Regions from separate parts of the Mus musculus genome. Here region 2 is linked to region 1. Evidence: chromatin loops called from intact Hi-C (ENCODE). Cell type or tissue: left cerebral cortex. All regions are shown on one strand. Each heading gives the region's core, and the rest is flanking DNA. Links, peaks and the distances in the headings are about the cores only. Region 1 overlaps Kcnma1 (potassium large conductance calcium-activated channel, subfamily M, alpha member 1). Region 2 overlaps Kcnma1 (potassium large conductance calcium-activated channel, subfamily M, alpha member 1).

The links. Peaks named below come from ENCODE experiments on the same cell type or tissue, not always from the same donor. Only the 100,000 strongest peaks of a DNase experiment are listed, where the experiment ranks them.
Region 2: it touches region 1 in a loop (2.4-fold over the local background); 4 of 42 quality-filtered maps call a loop at or near these places.

What each region holds. Positions count from the first base shown.
Region 1 is chr14:23,837,354-23,845,688 of GRCm38, reverse strand. All of the region lies in intron 1 of Kcnma1 (potassium large conductance calcium-activated channel, subfamily M, alpha member 1), which reads left to right. Among named protein-coding and RNA genes, the nearest start is that of Kcnma1, 160 kb to the left of the region's middle. In left cerebral cortex, for the core only: a CTCF peak has its summit at 3,521; DNase peaks (open chromatin) are centred at 3,466 and 6,245; H3K27ac peaks cover 2,701 bases.
Region 2 is chr14:23,788,320-23,796,654 of GRCm38, reverse strand. The region is part of intron 2 of Kcnma1 (potassium large conductance calcium-activated channel, subfamily M, alpha member 1); the gene reads left to right. Among named protein-coding and RNA genes, the nearest start is that of Gm51422, 140 kb to the right of the region's middle. In left cerebral cortex, for the core only: a CTCF peak has its summit at 5,060 (motif pointing left); DNase peaks (open chromatin) are centred at 4,613, 5,105 and 5,284; H3K27ac peaks cover 3,346 bases.

The DNA.
Region 1 (8,335 bases), core at 276-8,275:
TCCGGTGTCCAGCATTTTCATCAGCATCTCAGTTGGCATAGACCTGACATCAAAAGTTAAATAAGAACCAGGAAAGCAAAATGAAGGGATGAAATACGTGAAGGGTAGCTCTGTAAGCATGAGGATCTTGCCTCAATCCCTAGAATTCACATAAAAAAATGGCGGTTGCGGTGATATACACTTGTAGACCCAGCCTAAGGGAGGCTAAGGCATGGCGGTTCCTGGGGCTCAGTGGCCAACCAGCTTGCCTTGCTTGACAAGTTTCAGGTTGTTGAAATTCCCTGTCTTAAAACAAGGTGGATCACTACTGATGAAAGACACCTGAGGCTGACCTCTGGCCTCTAGATTCATATGTAACATGTGTAGGTGCTCACTCATGTGAACTTGTATACACATGAATGCATAAAAAACACACAAAGATGCAATGCTTCCCCATTCCCGAATGAGGATCGGGGCTAAGTCAGCATTATCAGAAGCAGAAGAAGGTTGATCACTTCTGGAGAAGTGTCACTGTTAGACTGGAAATTAGAGATTTCTCAGCCTCCACTGGTCAAAGGAAGCACAAGGCTAATAAGTCTGGTACTTAATAGGGTCAGATACAAGCTTTCTTGACAAGGTTCCTCAACTCCCACTTACAAAGGAACTTTCCTCTGCATTCCAAAATATATAATTATCCTAGTTGCTGGATACAACCTTGTTGATTATAAATAGATTGTCACCTCGCCTCCTCATCACCCTCCAATATGTCTTTCATGCTCAATTAGATGAACGCACTTGGTGCATTTTCTAATCAAGTTTTGCAAAAGTTAACCCCTGAGCCCATCTGGAAAAGAACTCTGGTGGGATCCTAGTCACATCTCATCTTCTCAGCCTCTGCCTAACTGTTCCCACTCAATGCATCTCTCTCCTTGTGATTGGTCATCCTACATCCCAATGTAGGGTTCCAATCACAGTTTAGGTATGACCCTGAAGCATAAGCTTATTGTAGCTTCACAAAGGACTTGGATGATACTGCCCAGGAGTAGGGAAAGTGACAAGAAGTCTGGAATATGGCAATGCCTTCCTTCTTGTGGACAGTTATGGGCGAGAGAAGGGCATGGCCTTGTTGGACGTTGAGAGGTCTCCCGAAATGCCATCTCATGTCTAAGGCTGTGAAGATCATTGAGCAAATACAGGCTGCTTGCTTCCTCTTCACTTTGATGAGCACAGTTGGGGGTGAGGGAAGGAGACACAAACCAAGAAGCTTAATCAGAGCCAAGAGCTCCTAGGGAAAATGCTTTTTAGACTTGGTTTCTGATGGTGAGAGCCATAGAAATTTCAAGCATATTTTATGATCCGCACATCTATTTTCTCTGGTTTTGAACTACATAAGTAGATAGGTCTTTTAAAATGTAAGTGCCCTAATCTAGCTGTGTCTGAAAGCTTTCCCTACTAAATGGTAGGGCTCATACCTGGTGCATATGGTCCACCAGCGGTGCAGATTGCCTAGACAGTACAGTGAGCACCTGTCCTCTATTGGATGTACCTCAACTTCAAACCCAAGTCATAGGCCAGATACTCTGGAAAGCACTGCTGTGCTCTTCACTGGAAGGGAGTTTCCTTCTAGTGCCCTAGCTGCCCAGCCTTTCTCCCTGAATCTTGAGGTCAGGGCTCTGGTTTTTCCTTTCCTGGGGTCAGAGTTTGCTCTCTGCCTATATACCTCTTGCTTGGATTGTCCCTCTTTGGGAGTCAGTGTCCAAGGCACAGTCATCTCTTTGACCCTACAGTACATTGTCATGACATCTCCCTGGTGGACAGATCCCCTGCAGGGGCTTGAGGCTCATTTTATTATCTGTTCAGTGTTCACCAACCATCGTATTCTCAGAGTGAAAGAGTGATGTTGTTGCTTGTTTTAATTTTGGGACCACTAGGTCAGGCTCACTTTGTTTCATAAGGCCAGAGCTTAGGGACTGTGTCTTCAGCTAGAAACCCAGCTAAGCCAGTCAGGGTTGGGTCTACTGGTTTTTGTTGTAGGTTGTGGTTTGTTTGTCCGTTTGTTTCTGGCCCTGTGTAGAGGATGCATGGGGCTCTTGTGGCTCTGGACTTGAGCCAGTATGATCCTTGGTGAGTCTGAGAGAAGACATAGCCAGGAAAACCAGAACTCATTTTCCCATGTGATTATTAGAGGAAGATACTCTTTTTTTTTAACTAGCAGAGCAGTTTAAAGTTTGATCGAGACTTTTAATGATGATACAGTTATGCGTTTATTGTAAGAACCTTTGAAAATACAAAAAATTTATATATAAAACCAATGCCATCTGTCATTCTACAGACAGCAATCATAGTTGGGTGTGTTTCATTATGTAACAAAAGTTCCTCCGAAAACACAAGTGGACGATATTATATAAAACTTTAAAGAACTTATTAATTAAAAGAACAAGGTGGCTAATGTGATAGTCAAATGATCACTAATGTTATAAACAGTGAGTGAAAGTTTTCTATTTTCTCCCCTCACCCTAGCCTTCAAAGCCTACAGACTTAACTGCTTTTTGTACATTCTTCAGGGGGAGGGGAGTATGTTCCAGCATACGTCTGTACCAGTACTCAGTTCATTTGTTACATCTATTTATTTACATTGGTTTTGGGGCTCCTACTCAAGCTCCATGCACATTAGGTAAGAAATCACTTTATTTATGAATCACAGGTTCATCTTCTACTTGATACATGTGCACACACGCACACACATCCACACATGCGTGTACATAGTTGCACCTGTGCATAAGAAAGCCAGAAGAGGATGTCAGATGTCTTCCTCAATCTCTCTGTCTTATTCCTTTAAGGCATGGTCTGTCTCTCTCTGAACTAGAAGTTTCTTCTTTTGGTTTGACTAGTTGGCTATTGAGCTCCCAGGATCAGCCTGGCCTTGCTTGGCTTTTTAAATAGGTATTGGGAATGTAAATGCAGGTCATTATGTTTGCATAGCAATTGGTCTTATCCACTGAACCATCCCCCTTAGCCCATGCTTTATTATTTTGAAACATAAAAGCCTGTGGTGACATCCCATTGCTACTATTTCAAAAAGCATTTAAGGAGCATCAGCACCCTACCTTCCACTCACTGTCAACCACAAGGATATCCATTCCATCTTCATTTTTGTTGTTGTTGTTGTTGCTGAACTCTGAAGTTTTTTTATTTTGTTATTCAGAGCATGTTTTCATAATGTTATTAAGTAAGTAAGACACTGCATGCATGGACAATCTCACACACACACACACACACAGAGAGAGAGAGAGAGAGAGAGAGAGAGAGAGAGAGAGAGATGCATGGGCACACACTCCTTTGTCCACCTCTGCTTCTTTTTTCAGGATAGATTTCTAGAAATGCAGGTCTCATGGCAAAGGATAGAAACTCCACTGCTGTGGGTGGATACTGTCAAGCTGTGACACATTTTTTTTTTCCTGTAGAACAGGGATATTTCTCTTACCTCTGAATTATTTCAGTTGTTTTGAAGCTTTTTGGAATCGTGTAGGAAAGCCTGCCCCTGCTGTTACAAAACATTTGAGTAATATGAAGGCACTCAAGAGAAAGGGAGACACCTCCTTTCTTCCCAGAAGAAACCCGGGCTGGAGCCCAAGCAGGAACCAGAGAGACACGAGTTCAAATCCAGATGTTGCTCTTCTCTTTGTGTCTCTGGGTTAGTTACCTGCTCCTTCTTCCAGAAGCAAACACACTTGCTTTTTTTGTCCCAAGATAAAGTGAATGTGGACTGAGAGCCTGGCCCCTGGGAGGCATTATCCCCATTGGTAATGACTGATCAGTTGCCTATGCCATACTGTGCCGTCTTCAGACTCAGATTAAAATTGTGCTAGGAAACGGTTATCTTCCTCATGATGCTAGCTCTTCTTTGCAAGATCGCTTCAAGATCTAAGCCTATGGCAGCACCAGGGCACAAGTTCCTAAACGACAGCATCCCTTCTAGCATAGCCAAAGTCTTCATGCTTTGGTTTTGTGACCTACCTCTGGTTAAGGGAGCTTATGGGCTCTAGGTAAACCAGTGAGCCATCCACCCCTGTTTTTCCTACCTCTTTGACAGAGAGCTTTTTGGCAGCCCCATGGGGACAGATACATCCTGTATTGCTATTCCTGAGAACTTTGAACTCTGGAAAAACAAATGACTCAGACAAGATAAATCCCTGTGTGTACTTGTCATGTGGTCCCTTAGAACATTAGTCTATGACTGCTGTTCTCAGATCTGCAAGCATCTTTTTAGTTGCCCTGAGGCTTGGCTTGTTTTAATGGCAGCTCTGTATATAACCTTTTTAGTATTTACAATAGGGTCATGGTGTCCTGGTGGATGCTGTGTCCAGCAGTGTTGTTTGCTACTGAAGAAATATCACGGAAGTCAGCCTTCCAAGGAATAAAAGGTTAGGCTACTATTACTTTAGACAATGAGGTATCAGGAAGTCAATGTTCTGGATCCTAGGATCAGAGACATCCTAGAGGAAGTGTCTCTCCATGTGGCTTTCATGCTTTGGGGTTCCCAGAATGCCATCGAGGCAGGGGTCTTATGGTTGCCATGTCCTTGGTTTCTTGTCACTTTATCTCCACCAAAAGAGATCTCCGTGTGCTTATTATCAAAGGCCAGCTCAGCATCACCTGTGCATTTAACAAGGGACTGGACCTGGTGCTTACCCAATTCTCTAGAAACACATTCTGAATTTATTGGGGTCAGTATCCAAGAAGTAAAAGTACCCAGAGGTATCCTTGGGGTGAATTCTCCCAGTAACATTGATCTTTGGGCGCTAAAGTCTCTAGGCCTTTGTACTCTTCTTCAGCTTCTTGCCAGGTATTCTGTCCTAGGAAGATGACCTTGAGTGAAGTCGGTCATTCTCTGTAGCTGAGCCTGACACTGAAGAAAGTAACTGCCAGGGGCTGTCTACTGACAGCTTGAAACTGGGCCACAGATCCTCGGGTAGGGAACATGGCCTGCTCATGTCCATGGAACACTTTGCTGCAGAATCCTGTGGTCTATCTGAGCCCTGAAGAAGACAAGGCTCAGCAGAAGATGACAGAGGCAAAAGGGTAAGGAAAACTTCCTGATGGGCAGAGCAGATGAGCAGGGCCGTGGACGTAGGAAAGGGCAGAGACTTGCGAGCCCCCATACAAAGCATCACATAGAGGACAGGGTTGGGAGGCTGGCCCACTGAGACATGGCCAGAGTCACTTCCTTTGATACCTTAAGTAGTTTGCCTTCCAGATGATCTCTGAAGTCTGTTGTCCCCATCCCTTTAAGAAAACTCAAGCAACCTGTGATGAGCCTTCCAAATGACCTAGAGTGACCTTCACGTGTTGTCCTCCGGCTAACTTGCCTTGGAGAGCTGGGCTTAACATCTGCTTCTTCTCATAGATTCTGGCTTCTAAGACATGGAACCTTCTGGAGATATGTGGGATAGCTTTTAGGGCAGGTGACCAAGGCCTTTAAAACCCTACCCAGCTACTCATTTCCCTTCAGAGGTGTGCAAGGGAACTTTAGGGTGACATATCCCTGGTCCTAAGCTTGGAGAGGCTAATTGACGTCTAGATCTGTCTCTTTGCTGGGGATCACAAAGCTACTCAGGTGATGACAGACTGGCTTGTCTGAAAGATGGACTCTGAAAATTCTTCAAGGTTCTCATGTCACAGGCAGTGGCTGTTCTGCCTGGTCAGATACCAAGGTTCCTTTTTCAGGTTCTCTGGACATCAGAAGTTCCCTTCACTGGTTCCCATTCATTTCCACAGCCTGTGTTCCTTCTGCTCTCTAACCCATACCGTCTCTTGCCAGACATGGGCCACATCTGGAGTTCCTGTCACACGCAGCTCAGTTTCCTCTGTGTGTCATCAGAGGCCCTGCTTTTACTGTCACCATGATATTTTGGGATGTGACGAAGGAGGACGGATAGAGTGACCACACAGGCTGGCCTTCCTGAGCCTTGACTGATGTCCCCTGTGACATCTGTGGACAGTAAGCAGGTTCCTGGGGTGATAGAATTTCCTGTTATTCAAGATCAACAGTCACCAAGCCAGGTGGCTCCCTGCTAACTGTCAGCTCGTACCTGGGTGTGGGCTAGGCTTTGGGTTTCTCCTATATTACCTTCCCCTGGATGCACAGTGATGGTGAGTCCTATAAGAAAATCTGAAAGGCTGCAGTAACTATTCCTTTACCCTAAGTGCCTTGCGGTAGAGCTTCTCTTAATACAGGCTGGGGAGATGACTCAGCCAGTAAAGTGTTTGCTGTGCAAGCGTTAGGACCTGAATTCAATCCCTAGCACCTCTGTAAAAATGTGGGCCTTGTGTCAGGCGCGTAATCCCAGTGCTAGTGAAGCAGAGACTGGAAGATCCCCTGACTCGCTCTCCAGCAGACTTAGCCAGCCCCAGGTGTCAGTGGGGAAACCTAATGTAAAACAAACAAGGGGGACACATCTGGAGCAATGATACCCGAGGTTAACACACGTGCATATGCACACGTGCATGCACATCTGCACACACTTGAAAGATACACATATGCATGCACACACACACACACACACACACACACACACACACATGATGTTTCTCTTAATGAACATGTCGTGCTGAAACTGATCTGTGCAGTACTGCTGGTGCTTCTCACTCCTTCTCACTCCTCAAGAAAGGCAGGGAATCCCTTTTCATCCAGCAGGGCTTGCCCTGACCCTGCTTGTCATGGCGTGGTGGGAGAAACTTCTGAGTTTGTTTCTGCACTTCCTTGCTGGAGCACCCCCTGCCTCAGAAGGCTGCCTAGCTGTTCCCAGAGCCCACTGGGATAAGATTTCTAAGCTGTGAGGATGCCTGGGCAGTCTGTGGATACCATTCATAGTGCTGAGAGTTTGGGCTAGAGTCTTTGAACACCAGTGTCTCTCAACATAGCAGCCATGCAAGGCACAGTGCATGACATCCTGGTATTTACAGCCCACAGATCCATGGGTAAGACAGTGACTACAGTTGCCAGGTGGCAAATTAAGGGGAGCTTCAAGTCAGCTAGCAGGTGCAGCTTCATTATTAATTCCAATCACAGTGATTAGTTGCTATTTAGGGATCTGGCTGCTTGGTCACCTCCACTGTGCTTCATCTGCTGCCTGCAGCTTCTACAGAGAGAAGGCACCCCATCCCCCCATTCCTTTCCCCCTTTGCTGCTCTTCCTTCAAGGATTTATTTCTGAGGAGCTTCAGGTCAGTCTCCGAACTGAGCCTTTCCCCAAAGCAGGAGTCTGAGTAAGTCATCCCAGGAAATGGGCATGCTGGCAAGGACTGGCCCTAGCAAATGAACTATGCTATGTATGCTTGGTACCGATCACAAGCCATATCAGGAGGCTAGGGAACTATAACTATTGACTAGATGAACAGAGATGTTGAGCAAGCAGGACAGTTTCCTGGGGTCTCATTGCCAGGAAGCCATACGAACCTCATTTGAGTCCAAAGCTGTGCCCTTGTTGAGGGATTGAGGTGGGTTGGGAGAACAGCCTAGGGTTGGGACAACAGGATGCCCATGTGCCATCCTGAACCTGTTCTGGAGATGATGAAGCTGACGGGGATGCTTTTCAGAGGCCAAGACAGTGAGGGAAAGAGCACCCGTGGGCCCAGGCTTCCTCTTGCAGTCACTGGGGGTGGGGCAGGGTATCTCCAGCTTTCATAGCTAATATGTGGAGGGACCTACTTCTTGGAACAGCTGCTATAGTCCAGGAATGGGGTGATGCCAGATATAGACTAGGCAGTATAGCTGGTGTTGAGGGATAAGAGCCTTGGGCAAAAGATTAGAATCAAGTATGTAGAACCCGTGACTCTCGATAACCAGGACTATTGCCTAGCACATTTATAGACCACAATACTTGTCAAAAAGTTGGACCTTCTTGGCAGATCTTGAGCCCTTAAGGTACATGGACTTTTTAAGACTCCTGAGTGATCTTTTCTCTGAAGCCTCCCTCCCCCCAGTGTAACAAGCATGAGTGGTCCCCAACACTGAGCACTGCCACTTAAACCAGGAATAGGGACCCAGAAGATCTGGGTTACTGTAGCTATCTGGAGTTCAGTGGCTCAAATGAAGGGAAAATGGGTAAATGGGGACCTTGACTTTGTTTTCTAGACAGAACATAATCTATTGTCCGGCACTTCTATTTATAGCCACCCAATAATTAAGCCACTCAGGCGGTCCAGGACTGACGGGGCTGCATAGCTGGTGGGCCATATGGTGGCTGTGTAGGGTCGGTGCCTGGCTAATGGAAGGAAGCGGGTGGGCTGGGAGAGCCTCATGCTATTGTACATGGTTCATTTCTTCACAGTGTGGTTTTGGTCAACAGAAAGAT
Region 2 (8,335 bases), core at 205-8,204, 49 kb after region 1:
TCCTAATTTGTGTGTGTGTGTGTGTGTGTGTGTGTGTGTGTGTGTGTGTGTGTGTGTGCTGTTAGGTGTTTCGTACATTTTTGTGAGCCAGATTAAACCCTTGAAGGCTGAAGTGGTATCTCAAGACAGGGGGCAAGAAACACATGGGCCAGCTTTTGTTTGTTAGTTTGTAAATTATAAACTCACAAAGCTAAAATCAATGAAAATATTTTAGTTCAAGGTTGGCAAATATTCCTGTTGTAAACATTGTTAGGCTTTGTGAACTATACAGACTCCATGTTAACTACTTCATCTGCCATTTTGATTTGAAAGTAGTCACAAACATCTACACTGTTTGGAATGTGTATTCCAATAAAACTTTATTGACAGAAGCAGGTGATGGACCCATGTGCTTTGTTTCATAAGTAGCAGTTTATTCTCTTACTTTATAAAGCAATCAAAAGGTAAGAATCTTATAGAATAAGAGTAATAGTAGTGGAGAATCCATTTACAAGGAAGAAAGATGTAGACACACACAAACAAACATACAAACAAATTGCCCCCTCCCCCAATCTCCACAAACATTCCATTTCTGAATAGTTACATTCATCTCCATTGTTCTCGGAGCAACTGTCACTCTAAGAAACCTGTCTTGTGGCTAATAGTAGCTTTACCACAAGGTTTGAGCCATGACTGCATTGCCTGGACTTTCTGTCAAATCGATGACAGATGCCATGGTTTGTGATTCTCTTAAAGAACTGATTTCCCCAACACAGTAACTGGCTCCCTGGGCAAAGATAAAGCCATTAGCATTGTTCATGTTAGTTCATTTTCCCACTTGCTTATGCTACTGCACTTGAACGTTGCTCCAGGAAACATGCAAATATAATTCCACCAACTGAAAACATTTGCTATTTGCTTTCACGTCTAGGGGAGGCTTTATCAATGTATGGAGAAACAAAATGCCAGTCTCACCCTTTACTGTTCATTCTAAATAGGTCACATGGGTATCATTTGACACATTATATACCCAACCCAGGCCATTTTATTCTTATCTTCAGGGGCTCAAGAGAAACATACATGCTCAGCATGCCTTTCAAGCAGAAGCCACTGCATTGGGTTAATGGGGTAAAGTAGCTGTGCTGTGCCTGCTGAACTGTTTGAACATGGCACTTGATCAGTGAACCTGAGGAGGGGTGCACATGGGCACCATGAATCTTCTTTGTGACATGTGTTACTGTCATTCATTACTTACCATGGGGGGGGTTGGGGGTGGCGCTGATGTGGGCTGTGTCTCTTGTGTGTATCATAGCCCTTATCAGTGAAACACGGTAGCAAATTTGCACACAGCACACATGTCCATTTTCTTCCCTCTTCCCCACATCCATTCTTTATCCTTTCATATTTTGGGCAATGCTACATAAAACTGTCGCAGCATCAACAGTTACTCTATAGAGCAGAAAGAATAGGAATCTTTGGCAGTTGTATTATGGGTAGTGATGTATTGCTGCTTCTCTTCTGTCCCATTGGAAGCCAACAGGTTTTATTGGCATGAACACCCTTAAGGGAGGGGGGTTGAGTCAAACGACTCACATAGTAATTCACCAATAGGATTTAAATTATGCCTCTTTATTTTATCCTGTGTGAGTATGTTGGTGTTAGTCAGGAAATCATAGATGATATGTTATATTTTTATATGGTTAAGTAACTGTTTTGACTTTGATAGAAGAGGCACCAGAGTTATGACACTTGTTATTTGTGACCCAGTACCATTTATTCAGATGGAAGAGTATGTCACAGGAGCGGTTGCACTGATCAGGCTCCTACCTCAGGTTGCGAGCTGCCTGTTGCTAGAGATGCTCACAACTGTCTTCTGACATAACTACCAACAATTGGCCAAGCTGAATCCTCACTGCTTTAATTAAGTGCCATTGAATGCAAGAGATGCTTTGGGATAAAAATGATCCTCTGGGAACTTGAACAGACTTCATTTCCTAGCTGATCGTGGGGATTGCCCATGCATGCCAGCCTATGGATGCTTACAGAGGCATCTGGAGCAGGAGCGTAAAAAGCTTCTGTACTCACACAAACTTCTAGTCCTTTTTTTTTTTTAATTTAAAAAGATATATTTATTCACATATAATATTCTGGGGGCAGGGCACGTCACACAATAAAGTCAACAAACAACTTGTTAGAGTTAGTTTTCTACTTTCTGTTACCATTTGGGTCCCTGGGATTGAACACGGGTGGTCAGACTTGGTGGCAAGCCCCTTTACCCACGGAACCGTTTCACTGGCCAGGGCAGCTTCAGTCCTTATTTCCCTATGGAATCCTTTTCCCATAGCACAGGAGTGACGCCGCTGAACCTACCCAACCATCTGATGCATGTGGGCCAGAGTGGTTCACTGCTCTGTTGGTATGGCTTAGGAGCAAAAGATCGTTTTTCGTATTTTCAAATTACTTTAGAAAAATCTAAAACAAAATATTTTGTAACACATGGAAAGTATACAAAATTCAAATTTCATTGCCCTCAAAATTTAATTGTCATAAAAGCCATGCAAGTTCATTTATATTGCAGCTGTGGCTACTTTTGTAACACAGTACAGTAAGGATACAAGGAGCATCCATAGAGTCCCAAACTCTCACCAGCCTAAAAACAGTTACTGTCTGGTCCCATGGTAAAAAAGTTTGCCACCCTCCCTTGAAACTGGTGAAATTCTTCCCAAAGAATTTTCTAAGCTGCCCACTGCACAAGGTAATAGATAGGATGTAATATTTTTGCAGTCTCTGAACAATGCACCTATATTGCTTCCGTAAGCTCAATTGAGTCTTAAGTAGAGACTAGGAAGCGATAGAAGCTGGGCTGAGTGGCCCCAGGCTGCTAGCAAGTTCTCTGTTGTTTGTTCTTTTAGCAGGTTCAGCCTAGGGGCTGGACACAGTCTGCTTCTGAGATCATCATAGCAAAGTCACCCCTTGCACTTTCTCTCATGGCTACCCTCCTGCAGTCTGCTACCCAAGGCCCTTCATCCCCGACATCCACAGATCCACAGCACTGTCCTTCCCTCTCACTGAATCCTTGTGTGAGGACCATCCTGATTCAGGTCTGTCTATAAGGCGGGGTCTCAGCCCACCCTGGCTGCTGGCCTGTAAACTGGTACTCAGTGTACCCAGCTCCCCAGTGTGCCCCGTAAAAAAGCCCAGCTGCTAATTTTACTAGCTGGCAGGATGGCTCCTCTGGCCTTCCCAGAGCAGATGGGAAAAGGAAGGACAGACTTAGAAATCAGACAGCTCTGGAGAAAGAAAGATCCTTCTGGCCCAAGAGTTTCATGCTGAACACCACAGTGTCCCCAAACATTGTTCATGGTATGGTAACTCCTATGCCTTTGGATGTCCAAGAGAATGGGGCCTGGATAGGGGTAGTACCTACTTTTGCTTTTATCTCAACCATTTGCCTGACCACCTCTCTGGAACTAGTTCCCATATATTTATTGGTATATTATAATGGAATGTCCCTTCCCGCCCTGTTTAACCTCTGTTGGGCTGCAAGCTAGGAGTTCTGTCCTTCAAGAAGGGTCTGACTGGGACCTCTTTTCAGCAGCTTGAATCACTGGCTAGGTCATCAGAACATACCAGGAGGTGAGATGGAACACTCTGTAACAACAAATATTCTGTATTCCTGGCAAGGAGCTGCTGCGGTATGGTCCTTGGAATACAGAGGGCCTCTGTGTGTGTTGTGGCTGAAGCTGCAGCCAGGCTACCATCCCTGTCTAACCTCTCCTCGGGGCTTTCATTCTGGGCCAATAGCTTCATCTTCTGAAGCCACAATTTCTTCATCTTGCTGGTGGGGAGAATGCCAGACTCTGGGTCTTCCTGTTGTGGTGATAAGTTCTTGAATGCATGCCAGAAAACTGCCTCTTGTGTGGCTAGTGCTCAATAAACATTGGCTCCCATGGTTTGTGTTACCTGTCAGCCCAGGCACAATGTTATAGTGGCTGTCACGGAGAGCCATGAAGGCAGGGAGGGGAGGGGAGAGGGTAAAACAAAATTTTTTTCCACAGAGAGAGAGAGAGAGAGAGAGAGAGAGAGAGAGAGGGAGAGAGAGAGAGAGAGAGAGAGAGAGAGAGAGAGAGAGAGAGAGAGAGAGAGAGAGAGATACAGAGAGACAGAGAGACAGAGAGAGAGAGAGTTCTCTAAACACTGAGCAAGGCTGCTGGGCAGTTCTGGGTATAGCTAGCCATCCCTCATGTGGGTCTAGTGTGGGTCTAGTCAGTCAGTGTTTGTCCTGTGCACACCCTTCATTCAGGTCCATCCAGGGTCTGGTCTTCCTGAGACTGGACTGGCTCGTGCCAGCCTGACTCATCGTTGTCAAGCTGGCCAGGAAATTCTCACTTCATATCTAGCCTCCCTGAGCTGTGCAAGGGCCAGAGGTGGGGTTGTACTCAGCTCCCTGGAGCTGTCCTTGTGGGCATGTGTGTCACAGGAAAACCTTTACCAGGATAACAGATAAGTCTCAAGGAAAGAGGGTCAAATGCATTCAGTATGGTCTCCATGCCCAGTTTTCCCTCGAGACAGAGTGAGCCTGACAGAGTATGTGGCTGATTTCAGTGGGCATGTCAACAGCACCATATGTGAAGTGTGTGTAACAGCCATTTTGGTGGCCACAGACCCATTGAAAAGACATGGAAAGGTGTGGCACTTTGCAGAAGATATGGGTGAACATAGTATGTACATGAATGTGTAAAAGTATGCATGTGAGGCATGTCCTCTGGACAACTATTGGAAATGAGCCCCCATTACAGGCACCAGATACCTCTTGTTTCTTACAGAAACTCTGCACAGGACAACAGATGCAAACTGAAAAAAACGGGATGCTTGGATGCTGTGGGGAGTCCCTCGAGCAGACCTGGGACCTCAGCATTTCTAATTCTAGTCTCACATCCTGCGAGTCCCTGCTGCTGGATCCCAAGGGGTGCATAAATATGTTTATATGACTAACATATAAGCGGCCTTCTGCCTTACTGCCCTCCTGCCTCTTTTCCTTCCTTCCAGACCAGTAAGAGTTGGTGCCCCCTGGAGGCTTAGAATGGAATAGGCGGTTCGGAGCTTTTCAGTCAGGGCATGCAGTGATTCTCCTCCTTGCTTCTCGAGCCCTCAGAGGTTTAGATGTGGCTACTTGTGAGGAAAAAAAAAAAATCTCTTAGTGGGCTGTGACTGCCTTTAGAACCTCCATTCCAGCTGCGAGAAAGTTTAGTAGAGAGACTCAAAAATAGAGACGACGGTGGCGATGAAGTCGCTCACACTAGGGACCACATGCAAGCTGATGCTTCCGAGTTTAGTTTGCGAGGCTATGTTTAGGAGGAGGCAGACGGACTCGTGCCTGTGGGCCCTAAACACTCCAATCTGGAGGACTAGGAGCCCCATTTAGAGAGTCAGGTTCCAGAAAAAGGCATCTTCCAGAAAAGACAATTTTAGGGAAATGATACCACCCAGAAGCTACCATTTGGCCTCAGAATGTTTTTTATTATAAGAATTGTTCTTTCAAGTTTGGGTAGAGAGAGAAAGAAGGCTTGGCAGTTGTTTCTTGCCTGTCTGTCTTGAGGAATCAGAACACTCATAAACTTAATTAAATGCACCCAAGCCTCTTACGCAGCAGGGCTCTGTTTTGCCCATCTAGTTAATTTCAGTTAATGAAATTAGCCATGTGCTGATATGGACAGCCCGGGAAGATGAAGCCAGCAATCTCTGGGTGGTAGCTTGGGTCACAGTGTGTAAAACTGCGGGGACATGGGTTTTCATTTAACCTGGGACTTCCAAGGATCCTTCCATCTATGTGCCTCCGCCCTAGGCAAGCATACCACTGGGCCTTTCTTGTTTAGAAGAGATGGTTAATCCAGACAGTAAATGGACTAGTCACACCGGCTCTTCCACAGGCATAGAAGTCCAGGATCCAGTAGACGAGCTGAGAGGTTCAAGAAACTCTCTTCTTGCCCATTGTGTCAGCCCTCTCTTTTCCTGTTTAATGTCCCCCACCCCACATATTTTGTGACTATGGCTAGAGCAACTTTCCTAAGGAAAGTAGAGGATAGCTCACCAGGAAGGAGAAAAAAAAAAAACCAACCAAACAAACAAACAAAAAAAAAAACAATCGCCATAGTTGTCTGCACTTACAACAATAATGCCATGAAACAGAGGCCAGGTCACAGAAAGAGGGTATTTCAAAGGACAACAGTTGCCTGGTTTCTGGCTGTCCTCAAACCCTGCTAGATCTGTTGGCCTGTGAACTTTGTTTTGTTTGAGATGGTGTCTCCCTCTCAGGGGCCCAGAGTTCATCAAGTAGTCTAGAACTGATGACTAAGGAGCCCAGAGATCTGTCTGTCTCTGCATGGAGTTTGGAAGACCCCAGAGAGCCATCTTGACCATCCTCCGAGCTTCTGGAGAAAGGTCTGGGTGTGATGGATTTATTGAAGAGTCTATGCTGAACTGGTTTTACGGACTGGACACGCAGAGAACGATCTATCTGGGTTTCTGTCCCTGCCTAGAGGACAACCCCTGGCAAAAGGAAAGCTGACGCTTTAAGTAGCTGTTAGGGAAGCTACCATGATTTTATGATCTGGGTAACTTAGTTTCTTAGCCACCTCAGAGTTTTCCAGAAGGTTTAGATTGCCGATCTGCAGAGGCAGATCGCTTGGTCAAGCGCTTGCCTCATAACGACAGTGACCCCAATGTAAGCTCTGGGACCAACATAGAAAAGCCATGTGCCATGGTACATACTTAATAATCCCTGCTCTGGGCGGCTCCATCCTAAACAAAACAAGAAACAAAGTGTGCCTGAGAGATGACACTTGAGCCTGTCCTCTAGCCTCCACAAAAGCATATTTCCCTGCTTGCTCCAGTGTGTGTGTGTGTGTGTGTGTGTGTGTGTGTGTGTGTGCGCGCCCCCCTCCCCCCTCCCTCCCCGGAACTCCAGGCCCAGTTTGAGATCAATCCACACAGGTACAAAACTCTCCTGTTAAAAGAACTAATGGTGAACATAAAGCCACGTCCTAATCCCGCCTCTGCAGTAACCTTCTTGAGTGACCTTGAGCAAGTCAGGACCTCAGAGTCTCCATGGGTAAAATGATAAGTGTCAGGTGTTTTAGAGCAGTCTGTTCCTTCTCAGGCTCCCCAGGCTCTGGGCTCCAGCATCCCCCTACTTACTTACAGCCAGAAAGGCTCATGGGAACTCGCCTTCCTTAGACATGGAAGGCACTTGACCCTGTGCTCAGCGCTGGGAGAGCTGCACGCTCGTCTTTTTCTTGGCTGTTGGTCCCATTGGGAGGATGTAGGTAGATCTGGGAAGTCTCTTCCTGGCCTTCCATGAAGGTTAGTGAATGGTCTCAAGTCTTCTTCTCATGGCTTACAGGCCTGGGGGGGGGGGGGCGTCACTGCTTTTCACTCACCTCCTTTGATCTTTTCCCTGTCTGAATCTCTTCCACATAGCCACAAACATACAAAGAAGGGGATCATCTCTCTAGAAGGGAGTGGCCATGGGGTTGACGGGGGCGGGGGGGGGGGGAGGATGCCACAGGAGAAGGACCTATACCTTCCAAGGAGTTGGTTTCTTTATAGATGTTTCAGCCTTGGAGCCTGCATTAGATATTATTTATTTAATATTTATTTATTTATTTATTTATTTATTTATTTATTTATTTATTGCTATAATAAAATCCCTAGAAAGAAGTGACTTAAAGGTTTCAGAAACCAGAATTTGTCTACTGTAGCAGGAAAAGCCTAGGGAAGTCGGTGGCTCCTCACAGCTGTGGCAGCCAGTGCATGAGGCTGGCTGTTCCCAGCTCAAATGGATGGAGAAACAGAGAGTGTGGGCCAGAAGGGGCTAGGTTATAACCCATAAGGCTAAGCCCCACAAGGATCCACTTCTTCCCACGAGGCTTCAACTCCTGAAGTTCTACAACTTCCCAAAGCAGCATCCTAGATGAGGACCATGTATTCAAAACATGTGCTTGTGGGAATCTGTGCTAGATCCCCTTACTGAGCCATCTTCATGGAGTCAGCCTTCTCTAAGGGATGCTCACTATGACTCTGGGTGAAGTGTGACAGTCCCACTCACCTACAATGATTTGAAGGGATGTCCTTCCACCAGCCTTTGCTTTAGGAGACCCCAGATGACAGATGTCCCTCTCTACCACCTGGGTAGTTTTTGAAGGTCATTTTTTTTTTTCTGTTTCAGAGACAGGAACTTCTCTATCTTTGCATGTATGAATGTTTCATAAGTGGCATGTTTACTTAAAAGAATGACTGCCAGAGGCAGGAAGGAGTGAGGATCCGTTAATGTGGAGTAAGGTAGCAGACTCAGGGG